Regions from separate parts of the Mus musculus genome. Here all the other regions are linked to region 1. Evidence: chromatin loops called from intact Hi-C (ENCODE). Cell type or tissue: heart. All regions are shown on one strand. Region 1 overlaps Zfand3 (zinc finger, AN1-type domain 3). Region 2 holds the start of Mdga1 (MAM domain containing glycosylphosphatidylinositol anchor 1). Region 3 overlaps Zfand3 (zinc finger, AN1-type domain 3). Region 4 overlaps Zfand3 (zinc finger, AN1-type domain 3). Region 5 has its middle 29 kb from the start of Zfand3. Region 6 overlaps Zfand3 (zinc finger, AN1-type domain 3). Region 7 overlaps Zfand3 (zinc finger, AN1-type domain 3).

Region 1 (4,000 bases):
TTCCTTGTGGAGCCTCCGTTGCTCAGCGTGGGCCGCCTGCCTCTTAGGACTCGGCACGCAGATGTGATTTCTAAACTCTGTCCTGCACACAGTGAAACAAAACAGGCAAATTCTGCTTTTCTTCCTATATCATGGCACAAAGATGAAATGATAGCTCACAGTTTTCCTGTCCCATGGTCTGTGGAATAGAGTTGTCATCTGGCAGCCTCTGAGAATTCTCCACCTTCCATTCTAAGAGGTGGGCTTTACCTCTGCGCTCTGTTGAGCTGTAGCTGTCCTACATTAAGGGTACTGGGAGCTGGCAAGTTCAATTTGGGGCATTGAGTGACTTCTAAAGAGAGAACCTTTTCTGCTCTGTGCCTCAGCTGTCTGAGCTGTGTAACTAGGGGAGCATGGGGTGGCCTGGCTTGTCGAAATGCTGTTCCTGGCATGACCGGTCTATGTTTGTCACTGTCCCTCCCTGTGGGGACAGGGAAGGTGGGGTGTGGCATTCATTTCTGCTGTGAATTGTGAGTAAAGAAGAGAGTTGGGTAGCGGGAGCAGACACTGCAGGGTTTTAGACTCGGCTTACCCTAAAACCCGTGGTGTGGCCCAGTGAGGCAGGGTAGTTCTGTGGCAAGCTGAGGACATTTTGGGGTCTGGTGGCTTTGTTCCATACTGACAGGTCCGTATGGTCCCTGAGGTTGCAGGTTCTTGCTCTGTATTGAGATGAGCTGTGCTGGTCTTCAGCTCTGCATTCTGTTAGCTCTCCTTGCCCTTATTATACAGACTGCTTGTCTCTTGACTAGAGAGGTAGAAATATGCTTGTTTCCTCCTCAGCAGTGACTAGGTGTGTGGCAGCCTGTAGGATTTGCTGAGGGAGATGAAGCAGTTGGCTTGCTGCTTTGCCTCTGGCAGTGGCTAATGCTCCCAGAATTTCCTCTTCAGGCAGGCAAGGGAGTTTACAGAGTAGTTTAGAAGACCCAGGTCTCCACATTTACCCTGACGCTTTGATGCAAACCACTCAGTTTCCACAGGTCTTAGCACCCAGCTGAAAAACGTCAGGTAGTAGTTATCAGATGGCCCTGTGCCTCTCTCTGTGGTCAGCTGCACCATCAAAGTGTCTCAGTTATCCTCACCCCTGACCAGGAGGCTGGGTCTCTATGTAGAGTTCACTATAGACCTGAGTTCTTTCTCAGTTAGGTAACAACATGTAGTTCCTTGACCAATTCTAAGATAAAAGTCCCTTTAGGTGGGTCCTTCCTAGAGAGCTGGAGTTCACTCTGGTCAAGGAGAGCCTTTGACCATGAGCTCAGAAAGGCGACTATGTGACCTGCCACTGTTTAAAGATGAAGGGCCTCAGGAGCACATGTGCTCTGGGGCCGGCTCTGACTAACTGCTTTGTGCTGCTCTCCTGGCTGCCTGCTTGGATTCCTCTAGGAGAGGGTGGGCTGTGCTGTGTGGCGATTTCCTTGAGGATACATGGAGTGTTTTGAAGATATGAACTGCCCTGGAAGGTGTTAGAGGGAAACATATTTACTACTGAAAGGGAGGACTCAACATAGTTGAACTTAAAACAGAATACTTCTCCACTGCAGAATAATCATTCTCTGTATATATTCCCGATCTTTTCTTCCATTCCCCTTCCATTCTGTACAGGTTATTAACTGCTGACAAGAAATTCACATCTCATAAATAATGCTTAAGAGCCATTGCTATATAAATTGAATGTGTTATGAATTGTGATGGGCCTTTTTGTAGCATTCAGTGCCTAGAGCAGGAAGAAGAGAGGATGTCATTTTCATTAATTTCTAATGAGGTGCCAATTAAAGGCAGAGAAGACGTTCCAAAGGGAAGAGTGGCCAAGCTCCCCAGAATCCTCCGCCCCGGGGCTGTCATCCAAGCACTGCCAGCAAAGCCTTCTCTAAAAATTCCATTAAATTACAGTCTCATCGAGAGCACACAGACATTCAGCTTCCCTTTGATCTTCAGAAGAGCAATTTGTAAGGCGAGTTCCGAGCCTTCTCACACAGGACAGCTGTGCTGATAGGAATTGTTAATTGCCAGGATGACGTTCCCTGGGCTTTTGCAATAAGTAGGTGGGTTTGAAGATGATTTCTTTTGTCTCACGGTGACTGAGATAACCTTTTGTCAACAGTCCCAAAAGAACCCCCTTCTCCTGCGCAGTCTTCCCAGGTACCAGTTAGACAAGGCATGTAGGACATGTGGTGTGGGTAGGCTGGTCCTCTGACCTAGAGCGTCTTCCAAAGTCCAGGTCTCGGGACAGAAGACAGCCACACAGAGCAGGCTTGCTTGTTGAGTTTCTGCTTGACAGGGTGGCAGAATTGGTCATTGCAAGTCTTGTCTCCTAAGGCCATCTAGAGGATGTTCTGAGTCTGGGCCATGCACAGCACCTAATGCTGTGCCCTCTGCATAGCATTGCTTCTCAAGAGCACAGAATTGCCTGTCAAGGACTAGTGTAAGGTCTTGTGTACATGTTTGTATGTTTTTAGTGTGTGGCAACTTAGTGGGCTTCACACAGGACCAGAGGCACTTTTATGACCTCATGGTAATCTCACGTTCTTGACTGTTTTCAGAGTAAGTTTTCTGTTCGTGTCAGGGCCCATGGTGCTGGGGCTGGGCTCTGCATGGGGTGCGTGGGACTCTGTGGTGTGTTGTCTTCGTGGGCTGCTGTGGCCGCTCTGGGTCTGTCATTCACTGTCACTAACAGCTGTTCTGAGATGACCTTTCAAGGATTTTGTTAAGTTCTATGAGGAGCAAGAGATGTGGGATGTGCGAGCTCACAGACCAAAGGCTAAGTGTGGTGCCGTGAGAAGTTCCTGGGCAGTATGTTGGGACACGCTTGCCCCCAGAGATTCAGTGAAGCGAGTCCCGCGTGACCGTTACTACCACTCTGCACACCCTTCAGCCTTTAGGACTTTTCATGCAAGCAGTTGAACAGCAGGCCTGGTCTTGTTTTCAGCTCTATTTGGAAATAACATTTTGTCTCAGGCCATTATCTGAGAGCTGCTTGTGTTCACCTCGGCTTTGTCGTCCTCTGAAGTGTTCCCTGGGGCCACAGACAGACACTGTTGTGTAAAGCCAGTCCCTGCAGCACACTCCAGCTTTAGGGAGCTCACTCCAGTGCTGCTGCCCTGGGTCCTCCGCCCATGGTTCGTGTGTGTGTGTGTGTGTGTGTGTGTGTGTGTGTGTGTGTGTGTGTGTGTGTGTGTGCGCGCGCGTGCGCGCGCGCTGATTTAGCAATGCTAAACTTCCAGAGTTGCTCTCCCCTTCGCTGCAAGCTCTTGTCCTTGATCAGGTGTTGTGCTTATTATCTTCAGTGTGGTTTAATCCAGAACATTCTTACCAACTTTCTGTTTTACAATTTCAATATTTTAAAATAAGGCCCTCTCTGTTGGACATGCACACACACATATACGCACACAAATGTCATGGGTTTTAAGGTCCAAGCGCCCTTCATCTGGGATCTGTTCACTTGTGCACTCTCTCTCAGCTGCTGTCCGTTGTGCTATGAGCTGTCCTGGAGCTTCACTCTGGAAGGCTCAGTGCTCTCCAGTCTCTCGCTGTTGATGCGGTTTGATTCGTGTGCACACTCGACTCTCCACCTCCGCTAGTGCACGCGGTTGTGCGTGCGGCATACTTTGGCAGTATTGTCCATGCTTTCATCAAAGCCTCCCGAGAGGCTGGGCACCGTGGCTTATGCTGTTAATCCCTGCACTTTGGAGACAGAGGCAGGAGATCTTGGAGTTTGCTAATCTGGTCTATACAGAGAATTCCAGGACAGCCAAGGCTACATAGGGAGACCCTGTCCCAAAAAAGCAAATGATGTCCTTGAGGTTTGGCATCTAGTTATGACTCTTGCCTGAACCAGTCTCATGTGACAGTTCAGAATGATTTGATTCCACAGTTTCTGTTTGGCACTGGCATTCTTTGAGTAGAGACACCTTTTTTTTTTTTAAACCTGTAGTTGCCATGGATCCCTCCCTCCCTCCCTCCCTCC
Region 2 (4,000 bases), 310 kb before region 1:
TCTGCTTTGGGGTTCAGAGAAATGGGTGGGGTAGAACACATCCTGGCTCTTTACCACACTCCTTAGTTCCAATCCTGCTGAGGTGTCACCAAGCTTTTGTAACCTTGCAAGGGACACTGTCCACCCACCCTAGCTCCTGTTTCTCCCGATTCCCATTCACCTCTAAAAAAGATGTCCCACTCAGCAATCCCCTCTACAACCCAGCTTTGCCTGGAGCCAAGCTATCTAAGTTCAGGAGCAAAGAGTGCCCCTGAAGAACGAGGGGCGAGCAGACCCAGTATATCTACCCTTCCTGACTTGTAACAAGAGCATCAGGGACCCCAGCATATGAGAGATGGGACAGAGAAGCTTGAAAATGAGGGTCTACATAGACCATAGTTCTTGTTCCCTAACCTCTGTCCTCGTTGTTGGGGCTCCTAAGTAAACCCAGAGAGGACTCTTTAAATGTACATCAGGCCACCCAGATGAAGATGGAGAAACCCAAGCCAGAGAGCATGAGATAGTGTCATCAGACCAGCCCAAGGACGCAGGAGAAAGGTGCCGTTGACAGACCCGCACCTCAGGAGGGTGTGTGAGCAAGTTACAGTAGCCACTTGAAGGTGGCAGTGACTGAGCTGCTGATATCTTTAGTGATTCCGGAGAACAGGAACTCTGAGGCCTCTGGTGTCTTCCCCTGCCTTGTTTTATAGCCCCCCACCCCCAATACATAAAGCTCAGCCTCTTGCAGCATCCCTCCCGCCTGCCTTTTCTGGCCTATGCCAGGGGCCAGGCAGTAAGAGACACACAAACTAATTAAGAAGCAGAGTTTGGCTGGATGCCTGGGCTGGCCTCACCAGGGAATTAAGCCCAAGCTGTTAGAGCCCAGGAGCGTATACTTTCCAGATACCCCCTCCCCGGGACGCTCCTTCCTTCTGCCTGGCACAGTGAGAGACCCAAGACCTGAAGCTAGTAGCCAGGGGATATGGCTTCTGTCACCCACACTGTCTGGGTCCAACACCCTCCACTCTCAAAGAGAATAATTAGATTCTTAGCCCCAGAGAAAGCAGGAGAATCCTGCCCACCCCAGCCACACATCATTAGAAAGTAACTACAAAGCCCACCCTGCGGTGAGCAGAACGCAAAGTCAGGGCCATGGGCTCTGGGGACTGACTGACTTTCTGTGCTGTGCACGTCGGGAGGATGACCCTGGGTAGTATTGAACCAAGGAGTCTTCGGTGAGGAAACCCGCGGCATGGAGTGGAGAAAAGGTGATCAGAATACTCCATGGCGCGACTGAGCTTGTCTTGGGCATCCAAGAGCAGAGCTGCGTGGCGGGAGGCAGGGTTTAGACACGTAGCCGGATGGGTGCGAGCCGTGTGTGCGTTTCCTGAGGACTGTGGCTGAATGTGTCTGTGTGTGCGAGCAGGCAGAAGGAAGCTGGGGCTGGGGTTCTGTGGTTGGGAACCAGCGACAGGAAGAGCTGGCTCAGGAGAGGTCTGAAAAGGGATGCCGAGAACAGTCGGCGCCTGGGCTAAGGGATGCCCAACAGCTCAGACCGCCAAGAAGCTAGAAGAGGCGATCGAGCCGCGGCCACTGCCCGGAAGGCGAGCCAGCCTCAGGGCCGCGGTGCTGGAGAGCTTCTCGCCCGCCAGCCGCGCACAACTCCGGATCGCTCATCGCCCGCTTCCACTCGGGAGGCTGAGCCGAGGGAGGAAAAGGATTCCGTGGGAACAGCTGCCCCAGCCCAGAGCTTGGGCTCTTCCCGGGTCTCCTGAGCTCACTGTATTATTCTCCCAAGACTTCCGGATCTCTCTAACCCCTGGAAAGATTTCGGAAAGCCGAGACCTTACCCCGGCATCCCCAGCCTCACACCAATAGCCTAGGACCGCTTCTTGGGCTCGGGAGCAGCCTGCTCGGTCTCCCGGCGCCCAGGCGAGGGCGGAGACGCGGCCATCAGTGCATCCACCAAGCCCCGGCAGCGCGCACTTTGAGCAAGATCTTGTAAAGTTTCCGGGCGGCTCCGCCAGGGTAGAGCGGGACGCTGGCTCTTACCATAGACTCCTTGTCCCCGACAGTGGAAGGGGATAAGCGCCAGAAGTAGAAGACAGGTCACCTCCATCTTCACGGCCAGTGCTTCATCCCCGCGAGGCGGCGCAGCCTGAGAGGCGGCGGGGGGCGCATCCGCCGGGGCACCGCTTTGCCCTCTGCGTTCCCTCCTTTTCCCTGAGTCGCGACGGAGAGGGCGGCGACCGAGACTAGGAGTCTGAGCAAGCCGCGACTCGGCTCTGTCCTCTTCCCACAGGGCGGCTGCCCGGGTGGAGACGCAGGGGGCGCTGCCCCAGACCTTGAAGCCTCTGCGCACCGGGCGCAGCAGCCAGCTCCCTGGCCCAGAAAGCTCGGCCACCGAGCAGTCCTAGGTCCCCAGGGCTGTCCACCGAGGGTGCTGAACGCGGGGGGACCTCTCTGCTGCGGCGGCCGCGCTCCGATCCAACAGGCCACCGATGCCTGACAAACTTGTCTTTTCCCCGCCCAGGGGACGCCCCTCCGCGGAGCCAGGCCAGGAGGCCCGGACTCTGCTTTGGTTAATCCGCTGGCTCCAGTCCTGCAGTAGGTGTGGAGGGCTCCGCAGCCCGACCCAAGGGAGCCGGGCTGGGCGCCCTTCCCGGAGGCGAGGGCGCCGGGTCCCGGTCCTCTGGAGCGCTGGAGCAGCGAGGACTAGGTTCGGCAGCGGGGCGAGCGCTCCGGGTCCCCGAGTCCGCGAAGTTAGCCGAGCCGCCGCCGAGGAATCCGGGGGAGGCGATCGCGTCCCGGCGCCCCCGCGGGAATCCAGAGAACGGTTCCAAAGCAAGAGGGACCGCAGCCAGCAAGGGAAAGAGGAAAGTTTGAGTCCTTTGAAAATAATTCGCGCTCTTGCGGAGGCCCGGGCTCAGGAGCTGCTGGCCGCCTCCTCTCTCCCCGCTCCTCTCCCGCCGTCTGGCCGCCGCCGTGGCATTCCCGGGCTCCGCGATCTCGGGAGAGCGGGGCTGCGCCGCGCCCCAAGTTGGGCGTCCCCGCCCCCCTCCCGGCGGCCTGGGCCCGAGAGGGCCCCAGCGGGCGGGGCCGGGCGGGCTCCGGGGCACCGCGGCCACTCCGGCTCCGGGGCCGCGGGAGCGCTCCGCTCGCTCCCTAACTTGGGCTTCGCTGTGCTGCTTTCTGGTCCCTCCGAGCTTTTCATTCCGCGCTTCCTCCACCTCCCCATCACCACCACCCCGCCTCCCGCTCTCCCTCCTCCCTTCTTCCCTCCTCCCATCTCCGCGATCGGTCTCTCGCTCTCCCACCCTTTGTCGCTCGCTCGCTCTCCTGTTTGATTCCCCTCCAGTTAAAAAAAGGGGAGCCAATTAAAGGCAGCCCAGCTCGCCCGGCCCAGCCTCTGTCCAATTTCCTTGCTTCCCCCAGGACCAATTAGAGAAAACAAAACAGGGCTGGGGGAAGCAGTCTCTCTCTCTCTCTCTCTCTCTCTCTCTCTCTCTCTCTCTCTCTCTCTCTCTCTCTTTCCCCGCCCCCCCCATCTCTCTCTCCCTATCTCCGCCTCCCCCACCAGCCCCCTGGCAGAAAAATGTCAGAAAGCAGCAATGGATCCATCTATCCCGAGGACAGTAGCGGGAACGTGGGTTCGGCGCGGGCTCTGCAGCCGCGCACTCGCACACGCTCTCCGCCCTCCCTTGCACAGCCCAGGCTGGCAAAGCCCTGGCCGGGTGCAAACGCTCGCCGCACGCTCGCCGGGCAAGCACCGGCGGCTGGTTGCTGGGACGCAAGCCTGCAGGGCACTGGACACTTAATGAATGTTTTGCACTTTGGAGAAGGTGATACTGGAGCCTAGGATCGGAGGGAAAGGCCAAGGCGTCTGCTTCTCCTAGACCAGAGCTGGCGCGAGAGGCGGTTGCCTGCTGTCGCTCTGCAGGGATGTTGGCTCGGCTTGGGAATCCCGCCACCTCCACCACCACTACCCGCCCCTGGCAGAGCCCCAGCCCCTTTCCAAGCT
Region 3 (4,000 bases), 62 kb before region 1:
CTGCTGTGAGCGATGAGGCTGATGGATTTGACATGGAGTGGTAAGGGAAGGAGAATATGGAGACATGACCCCCAGGCTTCTGTGTTCAGCTTCTAGGTGCATGCTGTTGACAGTTCCACGAGACAGTGGAAGGGCAGAAAACGGGGTTTGTTTTAGTTCCTTAGGAAGTGCATATGTGAAACCTTCTCTGTCCTATGTGGCTTAGACCTGGAAACCTGACTGGGGCAATGTGGGAATGAAGAATGGCAGTAGCTGGGCTTTAGTGGGCTGTGCCTCCTCCTGTAGAGGGTCCCTACTACACACCCTAGGCACTCACTTCTGCAGTTGCAGTTCTCGCACATATTGATTTGCCAACCTATTTGGACCAAAGGAAGCCTCTGAACCTATCCAGGGGAAGATTTTGTTATTTTTCCATGGGTCTGAGGCAATGTTTTTTTTTTTTTTTGACATTGTTGCGCCCATGTCAACAATACATATTCACCCAGTACCACAGGAGTCATCTATCCACATCAGAGTTAGTCTCTGTCTCTCTGTCTGTCTCTGTCTCTGTCTCTGTCTCTGTCTCTGTCTCTCTCTCTCTCTCTCTCTCTCTCTCTCTCTCTCTGTGTGTGTGAGAGAGAGAGAGAGAGTGTGTGAGAGTGAGAGTTATCTTGATCACCATGAGAAAATAATAATCCGGTCCAGAATTTCCCATTTCAGCTGTTAACAAAGCCAGAAGAGACTATTCATAAAAGGAGTTTAAATAAACCCAGCTGCATTGAAATGTGTTTTCCCTTTAAGCAGGGTACATGGTGACTATATTGCAGGGTTTTGTAACTAAGTCTGTTGGCTCTTAACTCTTGCTTAAGCCAGTTCTTTCTTAGACCATTTGCTCAAGGTAACATCCAACACCTAGAATTTTATTAAGATTTTAATCAGAAGGCTGAAGTTTAGTTTATGATTTGGCCTGCTACTGCACATTGTTTTACAGCTTTTTAAAGTATGATCCCTGGGTTGGTAGGGTTCTAGTGTCTGATACCCGTAAGCTGGGAAGACGGGGAGGGAGGGAGCTGAGAACTCGCTTCTGTCAAAGGAAGTCTTTATGCAGTGCTTTGAATGAACAAACTTTTGAGGTACAGGAAATGAATTTTTATTTATAAGTGGGTTGAGATAAAACTCTTGGCAACATTGTTTTTTCCTGTAGCTGACTGCTTGAAACATGAAGTACTTTTTGGTATGGATACCAAAGAAAAGCTTCCTGTGGCAACGGAGAGTTGAAATGTGTGCTAAGGGCAGTTAGGGTTTGAAGACTGGAGAGGAGATGTGGAAATGTCGAGAACCCCTCCTGTATATAAGCTTGACATTTCTGGGTCCTTTGGCACTGCTGCAGAGGGTGAGCCCAGCTGTGTTTCAGAATAACTTGCAGCCCAAGACCCAGCTTCAGTACAAACTTTCAGCTACCTAACCCCACCATGTCCCACTCGGTATGGGATGAGTGGAGATGAGGAGCCATGCTTGCTGCCATTCACTGATCTCTCATGTCTGCAGTGGTGATGGAGAAGCCTTGTACAGCAAGACAGGTCACTACTGAGTAAGTTGGAGCAATGCCGTGAGTTTCTCATCTCTAGTGATGATGGAATAGAAATGCATGGATTTTACTCACTCGTGGATATAAATGTTAACCCATAAGGGACTCAGAGTCCTTATAAAGACACTGAATTGTTAACGGTTCAGAAGAGTAATTGGTAGGTATTTTATGTGTGATTGAATGGCAGCATTTTGCTTTAGATTTATTTATTGTGTATGGGTCTTTGACCTGCATGTTTATCTGCATGCCACATGTGTGCCTAGGGTACCTGCTGAGGCCAGAAGAGGTTGATCCCACGGGATCGGAGTTACAGATGTCTGTGAGCTCAATTCCTACACCGTGTAGGTGTAGGAACTGAACTTATTCCTTTGGAATTGTTCAGTCACTTCTTCAGCCCTAGCTTTTTAGTTTTAGAGAGAGGTAGAGGGTAGTGGTAAGGAAGGAGGAAGGGATGGAGGGAGGGAGGGAGTCTCAGACATTTCATGAGGCCCATTTTGTTTTGGGACTGGTAAGCTGTAAAAGACAGACGGGTGTAACCGTGACTCTCACTTTGTTTTTTGTTATACTTGCATGGTTATAAACTCACAGCTATCTTTTTCTGAGGCAGTGCCTTATAGCTATTTTATTTAACTGAGTTTATTAGTTACTCATCTAATAAAAAACTTTTAAAATAATTAAAGAGATTCTTTTAAAAAGAATTCTAATAATATTTTGGTCTAGGCATAAAATGGAGGAAGGGGTACAGTTTTGCTGAGACTTCCCTCGTATCCGTGTGTCAGGGTTGTTCAGGTTCCCTCCCCCATCCTCCTATCTTGGCCTATAGAGAACATGCATTATGCACAGGTCTAGCATTTTATTTTATTTTATTTTATTTTATTTTATTTTATTTTATTTTGAACTTTGGATTTTCTCAGTGATGGCTCAGCAGAGTGTTTCCATCTTGTTGCTAACTGGTAAAAACAGTACCAGGGTTCTTATTCACTGGTGTGGTGGGCCTGGACCTCGCAGGCTGCTTTGCAGTGAGAACTTGACATTGTATGTTATGTCTTTAAAAACAAGCTTCCTTTCTTCCCAATTGATTGATCTCCTTTCAGAAACTCATGCTTAGATGGTGAGAATTTCTGAAAGTGAGTAGCAACAATGAAGTGGATTAGCTGATAGATTTATACTTTTGAGTATACCATTAACAGCACTGGTAAAAAGCAAGGAGTGCTGGTCCTGATTTCCTCATGTGTGGTAACGGAGTCTAGCTTTCCTGTTTATTTTAGAATTATAGAAAAACAAGTTTTGCAAACGTTAGGCCCTGACCAGAAGCAAGAAGCAGCAGCTGTCTGTGGACCCTTGGTTATCACTGCCTTCCGGGGCAACGCTAGGACGCCCCGTCACCTTCTGGGGGGCGGGGAGTTCTTGAGTCTTCCTGCTTTAGTCCTCTCTGGGTGTGGGTCAGGAAGCAGGTGCTTCGTGAAATGAATGCGCCGAGCCATGCTCTGAAGCAGGCGGGCAGGGGGCAGCAGGGAAGGTACGCTGACCCAGGGGCACAAGCATTTCCAGTTTCTTGTGCCTGAGTAAAGTTGGTATCTGTCTGTCTCAAGGAGTTGAGGACTCTACTAGGTTCCATTTCAATGTGTACTAGATTCTATTTCATGTCGTTTTGGCCTCGTAACATTTCCTTTTGTGTGGAATATGGTTGTGGGAAGACACTAACCTTTGATATAGGTGTACTAATAAGATGGTATAAAAGTTTTTATATATATTGGGTTTTTCAAGACAGAGTTTCTTTGTACGGCCCTGGCTGTCCTGAAACTCACTCTGTAGACCAGGTTGGCCTCGAACTCAGAAATCCACTTGCCTCTGCCTCCCGAGTGCTGGGATTAAAGGCGTGCACCACCACGCCTGGCAAAGTTTTATATTTTATCTTATAACATGCAAAGGGCATTATTTTATCGTATTTATATAGCATTTTCTTGATAATTGACAAATAATAATACTGAAATAAATCATTTTTAATTTGTCAAAACACTGAATAAGAAAGTGTCTCCATCATACTGAACACACGTTCGTGTAGAACTTGGTGCTAAACCATTCGTAGAGGACCTTCTTCTGGGTCGAGGTTTCATACATAGCAGAGCAGCTCCCTCACTGTGATCTATTAAAAGTCAGCCCTCAACACAAGGGTTTGCAAAAAGTGGGGGGAAAAAAAAAGAAAAAAAATTGTCTAGGAGATATATACAGGAAAGAAACAGCACAGGACTGGGTGGGCTTGACCTGCTGGCCCCTCCCTGAGTCCTGGGGTGGGGGCTCTTCCTATCCATGCCTGCTCTGTGCCTGAGGGCAGGAGCTGTGTTGTCAGCTTGAATTGAACACTAATTAGAAAACCAACCTCCTTGTGTTTTTATGTCTGTTGTAAACTAAATGCAGCCCATTTCTTTTCGC
Region 4 (4,000 bases), 89 kb before region 1:
AAGAGCTTTGTTGAGAGAGAATCCACATTCCTTAAAATGAATTCACCCCTATCACCAGCATCTTAGCTCAGAAGACTCCCACATCCATGTGGGTGGCCATGGATGATACACATTGTATGTTAAGTCACAGTCAGTGTGGAGCCCTAGCCACTTGTCTGCACAAGGTAATTAGTAACTGATGGCGGAAGTGTGAGCACCATACATAGTAAGAGGATAGAGGAGTGTGGCCAGTGTTCCCCGAGCTTTGCTGCTCAACTCAGTAACCAGGGCAGATCGAGGCGGGTGGGGCTGTGGGGGTGGGGTGTGTTTGACTGGAGTGTCCCCTTTTGTGATCAGGACTCAGTGGGGAGGGGACTACCTGAACTTGTTTCTGAGGTTTGGTTGCTAGCCCAAATACACAGAAAGTAAAATTTGTTTCACACTTCTTCATATGTGAACAGTAAGTTGTTTTTTTTTTTTTTTCTAAGACCTTTAAAAATGCTTTGCATGATTATCTCACCTCCTGTGTGAACACACAGACATTTTCTGTGGGTTTTCTGCAAGAGTAGAAAGTACTTTTAATTGCTAAGCCAACGATTGTCCCCTTGACTACATTTTTAAGGTATTTGTTTTTTAACAGGTGTGGATTTGTGAGTAGGGCATTTTTGTTTAGAGTAACAATAGGAGCCAGGCATGGTGATCCTTGCCTTTAATTTCAGCAGCTTGGAGACAGAAGCGGATAGATCTCTGAGTTCATGGTCAGCCTGGTCTAGACAGTGAGAGACCTTGTCTAAAAAAGAAACAAGGAAAAAAAAAAAAAGAAAAAAGAAAAAAAAATAAAAAACTGGTAGAAAATTTTTGCTTTTCTCCAATTTTGTTTTATGAATTAAAAATAATCTGAACATTATTTTCTTTTTCACAGTCAGTAAAACAATCATTTTTATATCAATAATCTTTTTCATGTCCATAAATATGTAATTAAAATGTAAGTAGATACTTGTTTTAGGGTTTTATTGATGTGAAGAGACACCATGACCAAGGCAACTCTAACAGGAAAACATTTAATTGGGGCTGCCTTATAGGTTCAGAAGTTCAGTCCATTATCTTCTTGGCAGGAACATGGCAGCATCCAGGCAGGCATGGTGCAGGAGGAGCTGAGAGTTCTACGTCTCAATCCACAGGCAGCAGAAGGAGACTGTGCGCCACACTAGGCACAGCTTGAGAATAGGAGACCTCAAAGCCTCCTCAGTGACGCACTTCCTCCAACAAGGCCACACCTCCTAATAGTGCTACTATTGGGCCAAGAATTCAATACATCCACTTATGGGGGCCATACCTATTCAAAGCACCACAGTACTGTAAATAATGGTTTGGGATTATGTGGAATAGACCTTCATGTCACTCTTGTTCAAAAGTAAATTTAACCAATTTTTCTCAGTTAAAAAAATACATAGTTGTATATCATAAGTCATTCCGATTTTTGGTGAAAGTATAAGATTTTAAAATGTGGAAGACAAGATCATAAAGTTTGACATTTGTGTCTAGCACTTGGAGGTACATTCTGTAGTAGTCCGCATCCAGCAGCCTTAACTTCCACCTGCACTGTATTTGGGCAGTGGAGCTTAGGGCTTGGTGTTGCTGCTTGCAGCCCAAGCATGCCCATCCCTATCGAAAGTTCATCTTTCAAGACTTGGATGGAAGAATTTGGTAAAACACTAAAACAGCCAGATTTAATATTCTGATATGCTTTTTGCTCCGAAGAAATCTCTCATTTTGTTTTAATAGTGATTTTTAATCTTTACATAATGAATTTTAGGATCCAAAAATCTTTAACCTGAAAGTTAAAGACCCTTGAAACAAAGTAAGGGGTGTGATGGATGCAAGAGACTTGGCCACCCTCTAGTGGCCATGGGGCCATATTCCACGTCACCTGTCACTGGGGAGGGAGATGAAGTTACTCTGTACTAGAGTCCAGACCCTAGAGTGGCAGGGATGGAGGCAGAGTGAGAGTCCTAGAATGTCTGCTTCTCTTACCTTGGTTGATGGTTATTTCACTTCTACTTTCGCAGATTTTAAAATTTTATTCAATTAAACTTTGTATTTCTTGAGACAGAAAAATAAGGTGCAAGCAAGCTCATATAGTGTTTGCCAGTATGTATTGGGCACTGTTAAACACATTACACATAATCCTTAAAGTATGGATTACATACTTTGGATTGCATGGACCTATGTGCATTACGTTCATCCAACCCCGCTGGTGTTTTCAGAGAGTAGTAGTTATTCTCTACATTTCTGTGGCCTGCCATTTTCCATGTATTAACACGCTTTTCCTCTGTCTGGCTCACTGACGCTCTTCTCCTTTAATGAATGTCTCAGACATAACCTTCTGGTGGACTGCTCATCGCCCAGTGAGCCTTAGTGTAAACGGATTCTGCGTTTCTATTTCAAACCTTCTTAAATACAGTACTTAATGCTCTCTACTATATAGTGTTGCCTCCTTCCTGCCTTTGCTGTTTCAGTGTTTACAGAAAGCATCTAAGCACTTTCTTGAAACAGTGTATTAGGAGCTCTGCCTGCCTCGGGGGCGGTTGTTTATCGTCTGGCTGATGTTATTTCTTTGTTTCTTTGACTTGTTCATATATTAACATGAATGACTTCGGTAGAAGAGCTTGGATATTTTTAAAATTGCATTGCTTAGTTGGCAAGTACCATACATTATTTGATTTAATCTTCTTTTTATCAATATAGTGACTAGACCAAGACTGACAATATGAACTTAACTTTGATGTCTGTAGGAATGTGGAGAAGTCCATCCTAATCCATTTAATATTACTTTGGTACCTTAGATGCTTAGTTAGCTGTATAGTTTCTGTTTTAAACGAAGCACCTATTAATTAAACACTTATGAAAACGTGCCTAGCCTCATTACTAATCACGGAAATGTGAGCTGAAACAGAACTTTGATAATGTCACACTGTTATATTGACAGAAGTTAAACTGTCTGGTAGTAGCAGAACTGAGTGGGCTCTGCTGCTAGGGTGAGAATTGATGAGTCCTCCCATGAGCAGTGTGATAGGGTTTGGTAAGGGAACACTGGTTTTGTTTGGCCTAGTGTTTCTAACTGCATACCTCAGAAATGCTCACACACATAAGACCAGTGTAAGAGTATTCATGGAAGTAGGACTTTTATTAATGAAAAAGTTGGGAATAAATGAACTCCATTTCAGAAACATGGCTGAAACGTATCTGAATGATGGGTATGTAATGTGTCATAGTTTAGAAACATGTAAAATCATGCTATTTGTGGCTGCCCATCCATGGATGCTTAATATAAGAGATAGGTATGAGCAGACATTAAAATGCAGGTCTTGAAGCAGGATTTCAGAATAGTAGTTATGCTGAGATAAGAAGGGGGTTGGCCTGAAGGAGCGGACACAGAGCCTTAGGCTGACCTGCAGGCTGACTGCTTATATATAAACTCAGAAGCAGATAGAGTGAGGCACTGAGACTGACACACAGCTGGGTGGTAGGTGCAGATGCAGTGCTATCCACTGTACACCTTTTAAAGAGTACCCAATGGAGTGACTGGGTGTGTGTTGTGACAAAGCTAGCCATAAAGGTGGCCATTGGCAATGTACAGAACAGAGAGTGGTAACTGGAAAGCCAAAGGCAGTGCTTTAAAACTTAGGCTTTACACTCAAATCCTAGCTGTGCACTTCCTAGCTACTGGCTTTGAGCCTTAGTGAGCTTATCCTTGAAATAGTAATAGTAACCTAGGGATGTGTCAGGAGATGTGAGAAGGGAAAAAGGCATGCTAAAAGTGGTGAGTACTCAAGGTACCCACCACTGTAGCTGACAGCACTAAATAATGGTGTTAATCGCTATGCTAATAGTAGTGTGTTCACACACACACACAATTTGTTTTATGTCTGAGCATATAAGATTTCTAGCCAGGCCGTTGGTGGTGCAGACCTTTAATCCCAGGTCTAGGAGGCAGAGGCAGGTGGATCTCTTGAGTTTG
Region 5 (4,000 bases), 220 kb before region 1:
AACCAAACAACAACAACAACAAAAACAAAGAAAAGAGAAAAGAAAGAAATAGAACCGACTGTGTATATCACGAGTTAATTGCTCCATGTCTTATTGGACATTGTGTTGCTTAGAGTTGTTGCTATTTTTTTTCCCTCAGTGTTGAGAATTGCGCTAAGGGCCCTGCCACTGAGCTACATCCACAAACCCCTCCTCCATTTTGTTTTGGAGGATAGGGTCTCCCTTAGCTCAGGCTATCCGTCCTCCAGATCTCAAGTGCTGAGGGCCTGCAGCATCACATCCAGGGTTGGCCATTATTAGCAAAGCCGCTGAAAATACCCATGTATCTGTTGTCTGAGGAATCCATTAACATTATTTTCAGACACATACTTGACTTTTAAACGCAACAGCAGAGCACTTTCCACCTCTTCCTGTGGACTGCTCCATGCTGGGCTGAGATTACTCCATAGCTTGTGGGAGAAGAGAGCAGCCTCAGGCCTCGCCTCTGGCCCCCTGCTGATCCTCGGCGTCCCCAACCACAGCCTTGCGTCTCCATGTTGAGGTCCCTGTCTGGAAGCTGCAGCAGAGGATACAGAGAGGTTTGGGTTTTGTCTTTTTTTTTTTTTTTTTTTTTTAAATACTGCTAGGCTATTTCGAGGGTTAGAACTGATTATCCTGACAGAATTGGGATCAGCTATGAGTTGGGCCCCTGGGCACACCTGTAGGGAATTATCTTGGTTTTATGAATCGATATAGAAAGAGCTATCTTCATTTCGAGAGGGACCCTTCCCTGGGTAGGGAGTCTTGGACTGTGACATTAGGGATTCGGAAGAGCTGAGCACACATGCATCCGGCACTTGCTTCTAGCTGCTGATGCTTTGTGGTCAAGATGCTTCAGGCTCTTGATGTCCAGACTTGCCCACCATGATGGGCTGTGACCAGGAAGGGTGAGCTCCCTATCACTGGAACAGGAGAAGAAATGAAGAAGCTGGCATTTTAGATGTGAAACCGTTTATCCTGCAGATTGAAGACTCGGCCTTGGGAAGGCTGGTGGCTCTGAGTCCAAACTGTGGTTCCTCTGCCTGCCCGTTCTTTGGGCTTCAGCAGTTGAAGCTCTCTGAGGCTACATTTCCTTACCTCGGAATCTGGGAAGAGTACAGCTTACCTCGGGGGCACTGTCAGAATAGCCTAACAGACATAAATCACACAGCATAGCATGCCACACCTGCAACCGTGTTGGTTTTTCCTTGTTTGTTTTCTGCCCAAGGTCGCACAGCTAGCAAGCAGAGACACTCTGGAAACAGCTTTTGAAAGGAGGGGTTCAGGGGGAAAATACAAACCACATTACTCAGTGCCAGATTAGGGTCTGTGACAATGACTTTGCGTCTCTATACCCGTGCCACATCCTCGTACTTAACATACAGCTGGACAACAATCAATGTGTGTTCAATGAGTGAGTACAAGAAGGAACAGACACGCAGAAGGGCTCCCACCCAAAACTGCCTTTAGGAACCTTGTTTCAGAAGACTCAGTGGATCAGAGACTCTAGTGGTTAAAGGGGCTTGCTGCCAACCCTCATGACCGGAGTTCAATACTCAGGGTCCACATGGTGGAAGGAGAGAACCAATTCTCAGGGTCCACATGGTGGAAGGAGAGAACCAATTCTCATATGTTCTCTAACCTACACACACATACACACATACACACACACACACACACACACACACAAATGCAAAACAACTGGACAAACAAGCAAGACCCCAAACTTATTTCAGGCTGACATCCAGGTATAATTCCCTGGGATGGAGAAGCTTGCCAATAACCCCCCAGTGGGTGTTATTTTCTGGGATGGAAAAGGTGTTATCTGCCTCATATCTGATGAAACAGGTCACAGATTGGCATCAGGGAGCAGGGAGAAGGTAACTGGCCACCTTGAGTACAAGCTGGTCCTAGTGACTTGTGCCTAAAGGAGATCTGGGGTGGATGTGGAATAACAGACAGGAGCTGTTGCCAGAATGTACACCTCAGGCCCCTGCCACCTCCCTTCCTCTGTTGCCAGGAAAGCCCAAGTTTGTGGGGACTGCCTTGAAACCAGGCCAGGAAACAGTCTGGAGTTTCTTCCTGCCTCCTGGAGACGGGGTTTCTTCTGCAGCTCTCTCCTGTCTGGGGGTGACTCATCAGTTGTGGTGTCCTCCATAGCAGAAGAGGGTTCCAGAGAAGAGGGGCCGCCCGGGGCATATCCATCTGCTGAACAGCCAGTGCTGGCAGTAAGGCCTCTGGGCTGTTTCAATTGTGACCACAGGGGGGCGAGAGGGAGCCAGGCCCAGCGGCCCGGCCATCTGGATGTTCCTAAGCTGGGAAGAGCCCTGGACTAAGCCTGCGGAGGCGGTGCTGATGCTTCTTGGGCCTCCCAGGAGCTCTGGGCCTCCACTAAATCTGAAATAAACTCTGCCTAAAATCAGGACTAGAATCTCTCATTTACAGAGAGATTCCTAAATCAGGGGAGCGTACTTGCTCGATCTATCTACTATTGATCTCCTGAAAGCCTTAAGTCAGCTTCTTCCCTTATCATCAGGTCAGTCAGGGACTGAAGACTGTAGCTACGGTGATTAAGGCTTTGCCTAGCATGCACGAAGCCCAGGGTTCCAGCCCAAGCACTAGCTAAGCTGGGTGCGGTTAGTACACATGCTTGGATATGCTCACAACCTGCATTTTATATGTACATATATTTGAGGCAGGGGTATCTTTTTTATTTATTTATTTATTTATTTGATTACTCGGACTTTGTTTTGCTTTCTTGTTTGTTTGTTTGTTTAGATGGATTCAAATAGCCCAGGCTGGCCTCCATGGGCTTTGTGCCTGGGGGTGGCTTTGAACTTCTCATCCTCCTACTTTGACTTCCTCAGTGCTGGGGTTACAGGTGTGTGCCACCATACCTGATTTAAGGGATGCTGAAATGTGCTAGGCAGGCTTGCTAACCTTGCTTGTGTCTGTCCCTCACCTGGATCATAGCCCACGGTCATATCAGAGCTGTCCCCATGTGAGGTCAGAGGTCGACACAGGCTCTCCACAGCCTTTGGTGCTTCGCCTTGACTTGTCAATAATCTCCATCACACCTCAAAGTAGATGATACTGAGCCTCAGAGATATCGATCGAAGAATCCAAAGCCACACAGCTAGAAGAGTGTGGTGTGTGCTCCAGAGAACATAGCCCCTCCATTTCCCACACCCAGTAAGACCCCCGCTCCCACCTCCCATCACAGCCATCTGCTTGCAGCAAGCAACTTGACCTCTGTCCCCCACCCCTCCTTCAGACTGGGGGACTTCCCAGGGAGAACAGAGTCTTGCCTAATTGCAAAGGCTTAAGCGTACAAGCCTTTGCTTGAAAGTGATTGAGGCTTAACTCCAGGAACCAAGTCCAGCACGATTTACTCTGAGTATCTGTTAATCCCTCTGCCTGGCCTAGAGAGTGCTACCTGGAGTGATACCCAAGGCTATGTGTGAACATGTCCGTCCCCCCACCCCCAGCTCCTCTCCTCCTTGACCTCTGCACTCCCACCCCCAAGCCCAGTCCCTTTCTGGGACTGCAATATGTGTTCACCAAGACTGTCTCGAGGGCTGGTGAGATGGCTCAGTGGGTTAGAGCACCCGACTGCTCTTCCGAAGGTCCAGAGTTCAAATCCCAGCAACCACATGGTGGCTCACAACCATCCGTAACGAGATCTGACTCCCTCTTCTGGAGTGTCTGAAGACAGCTACAATGTACTTACATATAATAAATAAATAAATCTTTAAAAAAAAAAAAAAAAAAATCCAAAATTTAAAAAAAAAAAAAAAAAAAAGACTGTCTCGAAAGAAGGAACACCAGTCCAGATGTCACGGCTGACACCTTGGGATTTGACGGCCTCTCAAACTCTCTCAGGAGTCTCCATCACTTAGGGCCTGGCTCAGACTGTGTTGCGCTTGACCTCAGGGTTCCCTTTATCTGCAGCTCCAACGGTGTTCTAACTTACCTGATAGAT
Region 6 (4,000 bases), 170 kb before region 1:
ATGAGCACAAATAAAAAGCTCATTTAATGCATGTATGAGAAGGCCCTTGGAGGCCAGAGGAGTCAGATCTTGGAGCCAGAGTTACAGGGACTGCATGGACGAGGGTGCTGGGAACCCAGCTCAGGACCCTGCAGCAGTGGTGCACAGCCCTCATCTGCACATCAGCACACACTGACCATTGAGCCAGCTTTCTCCAGCTCCCTTCTTAGCTGTTTGTAATCACAGTTTCTGCTTTGGCTAGTGTGTTTGTTTTCTTTTACTGTCAAAAATGTTTGAGGCCGCCTGGCAGTGGTAGTACAAGCTTTTAATCCCAGCACTCGGGAGGCAGAAGCAGGTGGATTTTTGAGTTCGAGGCCAGCCTGGTCTACAGAGTGAGTTCCAGGACAGCCAGGGCTACACAGAGAAACCCTGTCTCAAATAAAACAAAACAAAACAAAACAAAACAAAACAAACAAACAAAAAAGACTTTAGTTCACAGTTTGGTGGAGTAAGGGCAACAGTGGCCACTGGCATGGGTTTGGTCCTGGCGAGGACCTCTTAGATGCCATCACAGTGTTGGGAGCATGTGGGAGCGGTAGAGATGATAATATGGCAAGATGTGGTGTGGATAGCTTCTGGCTTCTCTGTCTCTAAAGGCACATATTTTTAGTTATGGCAGTCACACCCTAATGACTTTCTCTAAACCTTACCGTCTCTCAGAGGGCTTAGCTGTGAGCATTTCCCACCACTGTAAATTCTCACAATAGTGATTTAACTCTACATGAGTTTAGGAGGGGGCAAACTATATTCTTATCCAGTAACTGCATAATTTTTTCTTTGGCATGGAAAGTGAGATAGAATGAATTTGCAATTATGGTCAGTATAGGGTGTGTTACCCTTTATTCTCTAGTCTGGTTTTTTTTTTTTTTTTTGGGTTTTCGAGACAGGGTTTCTCTATAGCCCTGGCTGTCCTTGAACTCACTCTGTAGACCAGGCTGGCCTCGAACTCAGAAATCAACCTGTCTCTGCTTCCCGAGTGCTGGGATTAAAGGCATGCTATCTGGGTTGTTTTGTTTTTCCAAATCTGTGTCCGTGGAAACATGTTAGCTACCTTGTAAATCATACATTAATTCTGAACGCCTAGAGATTGGCAGGTAGGGCTGCTGTGACAGAGGAGGGGGAACTAACAGTGTCCGTGGGAACAGTGTGGCTGCCTTGAGCTCAGCTGGGTTGGATATTTTAGAAATAACATTTTTACATTGTTAATTGAATTTTGATTAATATTACTTTCTCTTGTTAAAGAAGGCATGTGTTTATATTTTATTTGAATATGCCTACATCTGTCAAAAGGACTTGAGGTAGTAGCTTTATAAAGTGTCAGCACAAAGTAGAAGAATGATAATGTAATGCCATAATTAGACTGGTGAGCCACTGTTTTTCAGGACCAGTATTCAGAAGTTAGTTTTTTCCCACCTAACTTTTCAGGAGATTGTTAGGCACAGATTCCTTGAGGCTGTAGTGTCAGTGCACTTGCACTCCCCCTGCTGGCGGACTCTAGAAGTCTGCATGAGGAAGAGAACAAAGGTCTAATGCAGTCTTGAGTATTTGTCAAATTTCATATTCTTTGTTCGTTTGTAAAAAAAAAAAAACTGCTCTTCCGAAGGTCCGGAGTTCGAATCCCAGCAACCACATGGTGGCTCATAGCCAATCTGTAATGAGATCTTGACTTCCTCTTCTGGAGTGTCTGAAGACAGCTACAGTGTACTTACATATAATAAAAATAAATACATCTTTAAAAAAAAAAAGAATATATATATACATATATATATATATATATATATATATATATATATATATGGGACGCCATTTTGCAGAAGGGATGATTGTACCCTGTTTTGTTTGCAGCAGTCAGGAGGATGTTCATCGACTTCTTTTAATATTAATTTAGATTTTAGTTATAGCATACGTCAGAAACTTTTCTTACTCAAGGGGCGGGCCATCTTGGCCACCTTTTCTACCTGGCTTTTTTTTTTTTTTCTTAAGGAGAATATTCTGTAATTTTTATGCCTTTTAAAAAATCATTCATTAATAGGGCGTTACTTACAGAGTGTAGTTCAGTTTCTGTACAATGTTGGTAGCTGTAGGGGTGAATGTGGAAGAAGTGACACTTGATGAAGCTGTGGGACCATTCAGCTGCTGAGACTCCCACCAGTCACACGCAGTAGCTGGGTTTAGAGAGTGAGGACAGGGATTCCAGGCTGCAGGGAACGTGAGCTGGGAGAAGCACTGTTCAGGAACTGTACGCATTGATTACTAATCATCACATCAGCTCTGGCTGTGACCCCGCCCCACAGAGAGAGAGGAAGACCTGGGGCTGTAAAGCTTTTGTATTTGCAGATGAGAAACCTGCAGAGTTCATTCTGCATGGATCTGGCTGCAGGTGAGGGAAGACTGTCCTTTCTGGCTCTAAGTACACTGTGGGAAAGGCCAGTGGCATATATGTACTAGATGTGTGGATTTCTTGCTCAGTATATATTTAGAAGTGTGACTCTGAGCATTAAGTGTGGTAACTAGGGTGTTATTCTAGCATTTCAATGTTTTCAAAGCTTCTTAACTAGAAATATGTTGTGTATTTTCTGTTTCTCTTTGTTTCCTTGCATCACAGTTACTAATAGGAACGGAATCTTCAGATTTCAGTGTACACGAGATGTGCACTAGGGATAGAGTGGTACCCACTGGGCAAGTGCTCTTGTGAGCTATACCTGTTAGTCCCTGGAGTTTTTTAGAAAATGCAGTTAAGGAAAGAATGGCACAGGCAGTCTGTGGGGCTGCAGAGATGGTGCTGTGCTCTGGAGGATCTGAGTTGAGTTCCCAGCACCCATATCACATGGCTTCCAACTGCTTGCAACTGCACCTCCAGGGCATCCCAGGCTTTTTTCTTGCCTCTCTAGGCACCCACAAGCACCCACAAACATCACAGATACACACATATACACATAAAATACACATAAATAGGCAAGGGGTTTTGTGTGATTTATGTTTTGTTCTTGGTTTAAGTTATGCTTTGATTTAAAAAAAAATTTTTTTTAAAGATTTATTTATTATTATATGTAAGTACACTGTAGCTCTCTTCAGGCACACCAAAGAGGGAGTCAGATCTTGTTGTCAGATGGTTGTGAGCCACCATGTGGTTGCTGGGATTTGAACTCTGGACCTTCGGAAGAGCAGTCGGGTGCTCTTACCCACTGAGCCATCTCACCAGCCCCTTAAAAAAATTTTAATGACTTGTTTTGGGTGTTATTTTAGTATTACTGTTGAAAAGTTTGGACCTTCACTGTTTTTCTCGTTCTGCCTTAACCAAAAAAGATTTAGTAAACGTATTTTCAAATAGGCAGGGAGTCACGGTTTTGATTATAACAACTGTGTAACCAGGGCCAGGCAGGCAGTCATCTGTTTGGAGGAAGCAAACAGACTAAACAGCAGGGGACAAGCAGTGTTTGGGCCATTTGCCAAATCCTCCTGTCACATCACTTCTGTCTGAGGTATGAGGGTGGGTTGGCTTGATAACAGGCAGGAAGTTCCATCGGGGCAGGGGCTGTTTGACTTGGTTTTCAGACACTGTTTTTACCAATGTTTGAAACATAATGGGTATGCAAAAATGTATTTATGGAAAAGAACTATTCGCCCGCAGAGAGTATTCCTGAGACAATAAACATGGACACAAACAAACAGTCTGTTGGCTCACTTCTTTGCAGTGGGGTAATTGTAACTCAGCTCTATAGATATAAACACTTTAATCTTTTTCACAGGCCTCTTGGCCATAAAACTGTTCACTAAATTGATAATGGTATTTTTTTCCCTTTTAAAATGTTAGGTTTAAATGTGAGTGGTTAGGTTTGCATCTTCAGAATTCATATTTAATATTAGCTTCTAGTAGTTCATTGTCATGAAAATAAAGTTTCTTTGTGCAGAACAGTTGGAAATCAAGGACATCTGATAGTACTAACCGTGAAATACTTTG
Region 7 (4,000 bases), 80 kb before region 1:
ATTGGAGACATCATCTGTCTTTGGCCTAGAGTTTACCAATAGGCTACACTGGATTTCGGGCAAACTTCAAGGGCCCTCCCCTCTCTGCTTCTGTAGTATTGGCCTTAAAAGTGTGGCAATCACAAACACGTACCACCACATCTAGCATTTTTTAATGTGGTTTCTGCGGATTGAACTCAGGTCTTCACTTTACCAATTGAGCTTTTCCTCAATTGAGCTTTCCCCCCCTCTCTTTTTTTTTTAAAAATGAGGAAGTAGACCCAGAGAACTTAAAGGAACTTTGTTAGTTCACTTAGCTCCTAAATCTTAATGAAATGCAGAGTGGTTTGTTTGAATGTAAAGACTAAGTAGCTTGCATTTCTTTCCCTCAGCCTGTTTCTACTGGCAAGCACAGAGTGCACACTTTTCATTGACTTGGACTGAGCAACTTTAGGACCGCTTGGTGCTTTGGTCCTATTGGACAAAGCATGTTTTGATAATAGGAGATGAGCGTTCTGGTGTAGCTCTGCCCCTGACTGTCTGGTGTCTCTTGCCCTTGGTTGCCCTGCAGATAGGTGTGTCTCCTTCCACAGAGTATGATTTGCAGGACATGTTATCTGTACCACCAAACACTCAGCATGAGTCTGTAAAGCAAGGAGGCTTTACAGATGAGACAGTCAGATGCTGAGCAGAGGTTGGGGGATTCTTCATTGTTTTTATTCAGAAAACTTGACTGGCGAGGGACCTGTGCTTGTGTGTGAGGCGTATTTTAAGGCAGACATCCCTCTCTTTGTTGGGAATAGTGGATCTGATTGACGCATCAGTCACTGTTGTCAGTTACAGTTTAGTACTTTAAAAAGTCATGAAAACAGAGGTACACGAAGTGACACATATGTTAATGAGCTTGATTTAGCCATAGCATAGTACCTATTTTAGAATAACATTGTGTATGATAAAATACGTAACTTTCTCAATTTAAAATATTCAGAAAAAAATTGAAAAGTTTTACAGTGTATACTAGGCAACAAGGAAGCACTTTGGCAAGAAAAAAAAATAACCAAAGAGTAAGATCTGTTTCATATACTTATAGGAAAAATGTCATTGCTTGTGAAAAATAAGAATTAGGTCAGGACAAAATATAGCTTCAGTGTTTTAAGTAAGTGGTAGCTGCACTTGCTCTCTGCCCAGGCTTTGGTCTCTAGTATGTGTTCTCACTAGTAAGCGTCTCCATCAATACAGCAAAAGAAAAACTTTTTAGAGTTTTCATGATATTCACCAGTTGAAGACATCGTTATAATAATATGCCTTTTCCAAAAATTCATTGCTCAACCTGGTAGTTCTGCTAAAGCGAATGTGTACCCAAAAGAATTGAACCCTAAGTAGGATACGTGACTAAGTATGTGTGTGTCACTTTTAGCTCGGGGCTTCTGGGCCTTATTTCTGAATTGCGTGGTATCTTCAGCAATAGGGACTTAACTTTCACCCCTGGCTGAGGGTAACCTAGGGCAATCAATAGCAGGGGGCCGTGTGCTAGACAGCTCTGGCCAACAACTCAAAAGAGGGCTTCTCATGGTTGGTCCTGGGAATTTTGGTAGGTGGTCTTGAACTTTTGGAGGGAGTGCTGTCAGCCTAGATGAGAAAAGTTCAATAAAATTATAAATATGTATTTGTACAATGAGTTATGGCACATTTTGTTTTCTATGGCAGTATTCATAGCGGATCAAACTCTGCTCACGTTTAGACTGTGCTGTGAGTGGACTGTCTTTGTTTTCTGTTCTCTCTAGAAGCCTTCAGAGAAGGTTTAGTTAATCACAGGGCACAATTTTTGTGACATTTTACTTGTGGTACCTAGCACAATAATTAAAATATATTGCTTGGCTATTGAAACAATATTTTTTTTATTACAGAGTTAAAACTGTCGTCTGGAAAGAAACTCTATTATTTAAAAATGAATATTATTTGGTAAATAACTTAAAATTTAAAAGAATAGCTTCAAATGGAAGGATATTGATACATTGCTTTGTGGATCAGTTTTCTGACCTTTTGTCCTCTTGGATCTGAAAGACCATTAATACAAAGTTGAACTTGTGGGAAAATGACAAGAATTTCCTCTTAAGTTCTTGTTTTTGGGCAGGCTTGCATTTACCTGTGTAGTTTTGTATGTTGTTACTTTTGATGGAACACAAATGTTGCAATTACTCTACAGTGTTTTTATTCAGTAGAGAAGTGTTACCTTTTCTCTGTGCAAGCTAGAGATGTTTGAGGGTAAGAATAACCCAGCGCGTAGGGGAGGGAGGTATCCAGTGTGACTGACCTAAGAGATTTTTGCTAAATTGCTTTCCTGAAGGTTGGATCTTACTGTGAAATGTGCACCCAGCCCTTTTGTAGCCCTTTGTATTTTTGTATTTCTTCCTGGGCCCAGAGGAACATCAAGGGAGTTTTTGTGAAGCCAGCAGAGGGCGCATATCTGATGCTCTTGTACTTGAAAACAGGACTGAGTGAATTTTTTTGAAGCAACTTGAAAACAGGACTGAGTGTATTTTTAAGGGTTCTTCATCAAAGCTCCTCCCTTCCCTCAACATTCTTTTTTTTTTTTTAAATTGTGATTTAAAAAAACCATTGTGAAATAAAATCAGATGAAAAAATGTTTTAAAGGATTTGTTGTCAAATCTGACAGTTGGTTTTCTCCCTAAGTTGGAGAACATCAATTTAGAGACAAGCATCTTACTGGGTAGCCCTGGCTAGCCTGGAATTTGTTATGTAAACCAGTCTTGACTTCAAACTCATAGATATCCACCTGCCTCTGCCTCCCTAGTGCTAAGATTAAAAATGTGCACTACCACTCCAGGTCTGTGATCTAGACATTTTTAAAGAAAGAGTGAAATTGAACAAAAATTGTGGCTTATTCAAGTGGTATTTATTTTATATTTATGACATTTAATTAAAGAAGGGTAACTGCTTTTAACCATTTTAAATTAAATTATAGTAATGACTGTGCTTTAGTTCATGTTATGAATTTGAAGTTCAAACGGTATAGGGAACAAAGTTACAATTCTGAATCTTATTCTCTTTTTAAATTTTTTTTCCCCTTTATGTGTTGTGTGTTGGCTCAGGTGTCATTTTAGGAGCTTTGACCTACTTCCCCTGAGACAAGATCTCTCTCTGGCCTGGGCCTCACTGTCTCTGTCTCCCAGTGCTGGGGTTACAGGGTGTGGCCTCCCAGCTGCCGTTCCCTGTGGATTTCTGGTTCTAGGATTGGACTCAGCATCCTGTGCTTGTGATGCCCATGGATCTTGTGCTGTTAAAGGGAACCAAGTGCAGTGGTGGGGCTTGTTACACTGTTCAAGCAGATCTGCCCTTAACCCCCACTGAGTCTTTCTTAACCTGTCTTCTCCAGAGCGGGGGAAGAGTTTCTGGCATAGAGAAATTTAACCCTCTTTTAACCTTATAAAAGCGTTAAAAAACCCCATTAATGCTTATTTCAACCCAGAAGTGCTTGCTTTCTGGGTGTCTTAGGGTTTTCGTTGTTGTGAAGAGATACCATGACCATAGCAATCCTTATAAAAGGGCAACATTAAATCAAGCTAGCTCACAGTTTCAGAAGTTTAGGCCATTGTCATCTGGTGGGATGCATGTCTGCATGCAGCAGACTCGGTGCTGGAGGAGCTGAGAGGTCGTCTACATGTTGACCCGAAGGCAGCCAGGAGGAGGCTCTGGATCACACTGGCCAGACTTGAGCGTAGATATTTGAGACCCCAAAACCCCGCCTCCACAGTGACACACTTTCTCTAACAAGGCTGCACTTCTCCACTAAGACCACACTTCTAATAGTGCCACTTCCCATGGGCCAAGCATATTCAGACCACAAACTGGGGGTGTTTCTATTTGACCAGCTGCTGCTGGCTACTTTGTGTTGCTAATGCTGGCTGTGTAATTGCTTTCTCAGTTAGTACACAGTGTACCTCTTTTTCAGCCTAAATCAAGCAAGGCCTTGTCTTCAGAACCTTGACTGAAAAGACGA

What was found. Peaks named below come from ENCODE experiments on the same cell type or tissue, not always from the same donor. Only the 100,000 strongest peaks of a DNase experiment are listed, where the experiment ranks them.
Region 2: a loop joins it to region 1, with 2.4 times the contacts of the local background. A loop is called at or near these places in 6 of 42 quality-filtered maps.
Region 3: it touches region 1 in a loop (2.0-fold over the local background); 6 of 42 quality-filtered maps call a loop at or near these places.
Region 4: it touches region 1 in a loop (4-fold over the local background); 11 of 42 quality-filtered maps call a loop at or near these places.
Region 5: it touches region 1 in a loop (2.2-fold over the local background); 11 of 42 quality-filtered maps call a loop at or near these places.
Region 6: a loop joins it to region 1, with 2.3 times the contacts of the local background. A loop is called at or near these places in 2 of 42 quality-filtered maps.
Region 7: a loop joins it to region 1, with 3.0 times the contacts of the local background. A loop is called at or near these places in 11 of 42 quality-filtered maps.

The regions. Positions count from the first base shown.
Region 1 is chr17:30,192,947-30,196,946 of GRCm38, forward strand. The region is part of intron 5 of Zfand3 (zinc finger, AN1-type domain 3); the gene reads left to right. Among named protein-coding and RNA genes, the nearest start is that of Zfand3, 190 kb to the left of the region's middle. In heart, a CTCF peak has its summit at 2,370; no DNase peak of the experiment used is centred here; H3K27ac peaks cover 3,464 bases.
Region 2 is chr17:29,885,416-29,889,415 of GRCm38, forward strand. It overlaps Mdga1 (MAM domain containing glycosylphosphatidylinositol anchor 1), which reads right to left and starts at 3,163. Exons shown (of 17, transcript NM_001368423.1): 1 at 2,032-3,163. The coding sequence starts at 2,098. In heart, a CTCF peak has its summit at 2,309; no DNase peak of the experiment used is centred here; H3K4me3 peaks cover 3,302 bases; H3K27ac peaks cover 2,637 bases; H3K27me3 peaks cover 2,442 bases.
Region 3 is chr17:30,130,867-30,134,866 of GRCm38, forward strand. The region is part of intron 2 of Zfand3 (zinc finger, AN1-type domain 3); the gene reads left to right. Among named protein-coding and RNA genes, the nearest start is that of Zfand3, 130 kb to the left of the region's middle. In heart, no CTCF peak of the experiment used is centred here; no DNase peak of the experiment used is centred here; H3K27ac peaks cover 303 bases.
Region 4 is chr17:30,103,677-30,107,676 of GRCm38, forward strand. The region is part of intron 2 of Zfand3 (zinc finger, AN1-type domain 3); the gene reads left to right. Among named protein-coding and RNA genes, the nearest start is that of Zfand3, 100 kb to the left of the region's middle. In heart, a CTCF peak has its summit at 1,881 (motif pointing left); no DNase peak of the experiment used is centred here.
Region 5 is chr17:29,973,664-29,977,663 of GRCm38, forward strand. No RefSeq gene overlaps it. Among named protein-coding and RNA genes, the nearest start is that of Zfand3, 29 kb to the right of the region's middle. In heart, no CTCF peak of the experiment used is centred here; a DNase peak (open chromatin) is centred at 2,278; H3K27ac peaks cover 396 bases.
Region 6 is chr17:30,023,328-30,027,327 of GRCm38, forward strand. The region is part of intron 1 of Zfand3 (zinc finger, AN1-type domain 3); the gene reads left to right. Among named protein-coding and RNA genes, the nearest start is that of Zfand3, 20 kb to the left of the region's middle. In heart, a CTCF peak has its summit at 1,524 (motif pointing left); a DNase peak (open chromatin) is centred at 3,514; H3K4me3 peaks cover 489 bases; H3K27ac peaks cover 1,602 bases.
Region 7 is chr17:30,112,526-30,116,525 of GRCm38, forward strand. All of the region lies in intron 2 of Zfand3 (zinc finger, AN1-type domain 3), which reads left to right. Among named protein-coding and RNA genes, the nearest start is that of Zfand3, 110 kb to the left of the region's middle. In heart, a CTCF peak has its summit at 2,435 (motif pointing right); no DNase peak of the experiment used is centred here.